Regions from separate parts of the Homo sapiens genome. Here region 1 is linked to region 2. Evidence: chromatin loops called from intact Hi-C (ENCODE). Cell type or tissue: Calu3. All regions are shown on one strand. Each heading gives the region's core, and the rest is flanking DNA. Links, peaks and the distances in the headings are about the cores only.

The links. Peaks named below come from ENCODE experiments on the same cell type or tissue, not always from the same donor. Only the 100,000 strongest peaks of a DNase experiment are listed, where the experiment ranks them.
Region 1: it touches region 2 in a loop (5-fold over the local background); 6 of 110 quality-filtered maps call a loop at or near these places.

The regions. Positions count from the first base shown.
Region 1 is chr10:28,927,091-28,930,012 of GRCh38, reverse strand. No RefSeq gene overlaps it. Among named protein-coding and RNA genes, the nearest start is that of C10orf126, 82 kb to the right of the region's middle. In Calu3, for the core only: no CTCF peak of the experiment used is centred there; a DNase peak (open chromatin) is centred at 1,302.
Region 2 is chr10:28,873,871-28,876,792 of GRCh38, reverse strand. The region is part of intron 4 of C10orf126 (chromosome 10 open reading frame 126); the gene reads right to left. It also overlaps the pseudogene RNA5SP308. Among named protein-coding and RNA genes, the nearest start is that of C10orf126, 29 kb to the right of the region's middle. In Calu3, for the core only: no CTCF peak of the experiment used is centred there; a DNase peak (open chromatin) is centred at 1,072.

The sequences.
Region 1 (2,922 bases), core at 268-2,767, 53 kb before region 2:
AAAGCACTGAGCTTTGGGAATTCTAAACAAGTGGCATCAAGATCCTGAAGCATTTCTTCAGGAGAAGAAACATGTAACTGGGGATGAAATATGGCTTTACTTGTATGATCCTGAAGACAAAGCACAATCAAAGCAATGGCTACCAAGAGGTAGGAAATGGTCCAGTCAAAACAAACATGGACCAGTCAAAAGCAAAGGTCATGGCACCAGTTTTTTGGGATGCTCAAGGTATTTTGTTTATTGACTTTCTGGAGGGCCAAAGAACAATAACATCTGCTTATTATAACAGGGTTTTGAGAAAGTTAATCAAAGCATTAGCAGAAAAACACCCAGGAAAGCTTCACCAGAGAGTCCTTCTGCACCACGACAATGCTCCTGCTCATTCTTCTCATCAAACAAGGGCAATTTTGTGAAAGTTTTTATGGGAAATCATTAGGCATCCACCTTACAGTGTTGATTTCAGTCCTTCTGATTTATTTTTGTTTCCCAATCTTAAAAAATCTCTAAAGAACACTCATTTTTCTTGGTTTATAATGTAAAAATGATTGTATTGACATGGTTAAATTCCCAGGACCCTCATTTCTTTAGGAATGGACTAAATGGCTGATATCATCACTTATACAAGTATCTGAAACTTGAAGAGCTTATGTAGAGAAATAAAGTTTATATTTTTAACATTTATCTTTTCATTCTATTTTCCATGAGCTTTTTAAGTCCCCTTGTAAGAGAAAAATTTGTTTTGAGGATTGAAAATATTTTGATTTCTAAGTGACACCAGGGTAAACTTTTCTACCTGTAATCCTCAAACCACTATAATTATGACTAATAAATATAATAGTAATTCTTATGATACCCAATGGAAAAAAAATATCTTTTATGACCTTGTCTACCTCTAGGCTAAAACACTCTATCTCCATGTTCTAGGTTTCTTCAAAGGCTGGTTCCCTAGCCACCTCCCCTCTCTCCTTCTACTTCCATACGCCAGCAAGTCATTTACCTGAAACTTCTCTCACCAATGACTTCTTAATTGCCCAATGCAACAGCTTCTTTTCCTACTTGACATTCTGCATCGTGGTATATCAGGAGAGTATCCTGTGGATAAATAAACAGGCTTCAGGAGCAGTAAGACCTTGAATCCAGGATCTACTCTTATGAGCACTGTGATATGAAGTCTTGGAAATCTAGGTTTCCTCATCAGGAAATGAAGATAATATGAGCTCCTATGTCATGGGTTTCTCATGATGATTAAATAGAATAATATGTGTAAACAGTCTGACAGTGCTTGGCACAAGGCCAGCTCTCAATGTTTGGTTATTGATTTTAGTATTGAGCTGGGTGTGGTTCATGCCTGTGATCCCAGCACTTTGGGAGGCCAAGGCAGGAAGATCACTTGAGGCCAGCCGGGACAACATAGAGAGACCTCATCTCTACAAAAAATTAAAACGTTAGCCAACCATGGTGGCACATGCCTATAGTCTCAGCTACTCAGGAGGCTAAGACAAGAGACTCACTTAAGCCCAGGAGTTCAAGGATACGGTGAGCCATGATTGCACCATGCACTCCAGCCTGAGTAACAGAGCAAGACCCTGTCTCTTAAAATATAAAAATCATAATTTTTTTAAAAAAGATATTAGTATTCGTGGTGGTGATCACTGTTTTCTTCTTCACACTGTCTTCTCCCCTTATTTGGTTTCTATGATACATAATTTCCTGGTATTCATTTAAAAAATTTGACGATATTCTCACTTAATGCACCAAACCTCCAAATCTCCCTCTCCTGTGTTCCCACATTAGTTCAGAGGCACACCATTTCTCACCTGGACTGTTACAACAGTCTTTGAGAAACATTCCCCATAATGGAATCTTTGCTCACTCCAGTCCATGCTCCACACGCATACATAATTCAGAAGCAAAAAACTCTTTAAAAACCTTCAAACATGGCCCTCTCCTGATCCAAACATTTTACAGCCTTCCTGGAAGTAAAGTGACCACAGTTCCCTTGGTAACCCTCTCCTTGGAAGAGCATCCCTGGAGACTCCCTTCAATTTGTTACCCTAAATGTTACCTAAGCCTCCTCCCTGGATTTCATCCTAATTTTCCTCTGTTTAGCAAAAATGTCTTCCCAACCCCCAGGCCATAAGCCAGTAGTGGTCTGTGGCCTTTTAGGAGCCAGGTCACACAGGAGGAGGTGAGCAGTCGGTGAGCTAGCATTACCGCCTGAGCTCCGCCTCCTGTCAGATCAGTGGTGGCATTAGATTCTCATAGGAGCACAAACCCTGCTGTGACCTATGCATGCGAGGGATCTAGGGTGCACGCTTCTTATGAGAATCTAACACCCGATGATGTGAGGTGGAACAGCTTCATCCCGAAACCATCCCCCCAACCCTACCCCTGTCCTGGGTCTGTGGAAAAATTGTATTCCACAAAACAGTTCTCTGGTGCCAAAAAGGTTGGGGACTGCTGGTCTACACCACTTGTGGCTTTGGTTGGTAAAACGCTTTTAATTTTGTTTAAGATAAAGTTATTTTATGAGTTAGGAAATTTTCAGCTACAAGTAACAGAAAAAAACCACCAGTTCAACTGGCTTGAACCAATAAGAGGTCATATTATGTTCTGTATCGAGAAGTCTGAAAATTGAGTGGCTTTTCAAGGTTTGTTAATCCAGTGGTTCAACCATGTCATCAGGGACCTGAGTTCTTTGCATGCTTCTATTCCGTCATCTTCAGAATGCCTGTTTGATCCTGATGGTTTCAAGAAATCACAACCTGACATGGCACTACCCAGTGGGCAGTATGCGGTCCCAACCAGCCATGAGTCAAGCATCTTTATCTCCATTTCATAAATAAAAAAAATACAGGCTCAGATAGGTTAAGTGACTTGCCCCAGGTCACACAGCTATTAGTGGTAGAAACAGGATTTGGA
Region 2 (2,922 bases), core at 133-2,632:
TTTATGAAACTTTCTTTCATCTTAGCGGAAATAATAACTCAAAATCAGTATGTTAGTCGGTCAAAGCATTGTTAATCCAATAGCAAATGTCTTGACTTTTTAGATTACAGGCAACTAGGGAAATACTTATAATAGTTAAGGTTTTTTTAAAAACAAACAAACAAATCTTCCATGAAGTCTATATGAATTATTTTTTTTTGTTGCTTTACAGAGCAAAAATTGTCTTAAATCTTCTCGATTTAAAAAAAAAATCAAAGTGATGCTTCCTTGTTAGCTTGCAAAACCCAGAAAATGATACTGTCGGAAAACACTAGTGATTTAATTAGCTATTAAATAGACAACTTCCTTTCACCCTCTCGATTCATAGCTCCCATGGGAGAATTTATTAACTTTAGTGGCTAAGTTCACATTAATTAAGCCTAACTGCCCTTGACCAGTTAAATAGCTAATCTGTAAAAATGTAGCTGATTTTGGATGTGTGTGTGTATAAAATTATTGATAATTTTTTATGTATTTTAATATCGCCATTGCTTCAGGATACTGCTTTACAAGCATGCATCATTAGAAGATAAATCCATAATGATAAAGCATTTCCATTCACACATGCGATCTTTCGCATCAGCCTTGTAAATTTCAGCATTGCCCCCGAACATTTCTTCACGTGTTTTCCAAAGCTAAGTCTCTGGAATCCCTGACTTTAAACTGTTGAGTAAGTTCAAGTTGAGTTTCATGCTGGCAAAGAGAGTGCCTAACTACAAAGAAATACCTACCGTGTAATCGCTGTTTCATGTCCGCTCGGACCGCCCATTCTGTTTCATTATTGCTCTTTCAGCCACCTCCAGGCCGAACACTCAGACAAAATCACTCTGGCAACTTGTGAATGCCTTCTGCTCATGTAGGATGGCTGTTTTGCCCCCTGTGCTTTCTTTACTGAGCTGTTTAATAAACAGCAGGGTAGCTGGGAATTTCTTGGAAGGAGCCTGGCAGGGAGAGGGCACCGTGGTGCCGACTTTCCAGGCTGACTCGCCGTTGCATTTGCAAACCTGGGGCTCCCCAGCCATCCCCACAGAGCTGCTGAATAGGTTGCTAAGGGCTTGGCAATGTTCTGCACAGCCACTGCTGATACTAAAGAGGCCGCAACAGGCTGGATCCCAGAAGAAAGGAACTGCTAACAGGTTGAGTCACCATGAATGCGGGACTCCTTCGTTTAATAATCTCAGACAATTCTTTCTGGGCTTAAACGCCCCACAGTCCTGTGACAATGTCCCAGAGATTCAAAGGTAAGTTACCTGATGCCTTCAGAACACATTTCCTTTTATTCACAGGATAGTAAAGCTTCTCCCTCATGCATATTCACTGGGGTTTTTTTTGTTTTGTTTTGTTTTGTTTTGTTTTGACGGAGTCTCACTCTGTCACCCAGGCTGGAGAACAATGGCACGATCTCTGCTCACTGCAACATCCATCTCCCAGGTTCAAGTGATTCTCCTGCCTCAGCCTCCCCAGTAGCTGGGACTACAGGTGCCTGCCACCACGCCTGGCTAATTTTTGTATTTTTAGTAGAGACAGGGTTTCGCCATGTGGTCAAGGCTGGTCTCGAATCCCTGACCTCAGGTGATCCTCCTGCCTCGGCCTCCCAAAGTGCTGGGATTACAGGCATAAGCCACTGTGCCACATATTCACTGTTAACCAGCCCTCTTCATTCATGGCATCTGGCCTTAAACAAGGGAATGAAAGTTTTTTGTTTTTGTTTTTGTTTTTACATCAAAAAGGGAGGGGAATAGATGAGAAGGAACATTAATATCAGCTTAACTGACCTGAAACAGCAAGTGCAAAGTTGAGGGGGATGTTGGGGTCCAAAGGTGTGTGGAGGTTCAGCAGGCAATCTTTCCCCCCCCACACACATCCTCCAAGTAGGGGAAGTGGAGATCGGAAGGAGACATTGCTCTTATTTTGGTTGTTAACTGGACACAGGTATGTAGTCATGCCTCGATGACAGTCACAAAGTCCTGGACAAGGTAACATTGGAGTCCAGAATAGATGCCCATTTTATTTCCACCTGCTATAGAATGCTGAGCGCTTAGGAAACAGGAGAGCTTTTGTAGTAGTATTTATCTCCACCCATCTCATTTTTCTGTCACTCTAGGGTGGTTGAACCATGGCATTATGTTCTCTATCTCATTCCTACTATGGGATGAGGCAATGCTTGACAGAGAAAAACTGGGATTTGGACAAGATCTATTCAATGTCCCTGCACATTGTGTAGAAGCTAGAATTGATGGTGCAAATATTACATCTTGAAGATAATGCACCTGATCTCATCCAAACTCAGAAGCTAAGCAGGTTTGGGCCTGGTTAGTATTTGGATGGGAGACCACCTGGAAATACTGGGTGCTGTAGGCTTGGCCGGGCACAGTGGCTGATATGGTTTGGCTGTGTCCCTACCCAAATCCCATCTTCAATTGTAGTTCTCATCATCCCCACATGTCATGGGAGGGACCTGATGGGAGGTAATTGAATAATGGGGATGGGTTTTTCTCATACTGTTCTTGTGATAGTGAACAAGTCTCATGAGATCTGATGGTTTTATAAAGGGGAGTTCCCCTGCACCCCCTCTCCTGCCTGCTGCCATGTAAGACATGACTTTGCTCCTCTTTCACCTTCCCCCATGATTATGAGGCCTCCCCAGCCATGTGGAGCTGTGAGTCCATTAAACCTCTTTTTTTTCCTGTGAATTACCCAGTCTCAGGTATTTCTTCATAGCAGTATGAAAAAGGATTAGTACAGTGGCCCATGCCTGTCGTCCCAGCTACTGTCATCTCAGCCTGAGGATCACTTGAGACTAGGGGATCATTTGAGCCCAGGAGGTCGAGGCCAGCCTGCACAACACAGGGAAACTTCCTTTCAAGAAGTAATAATTAACTT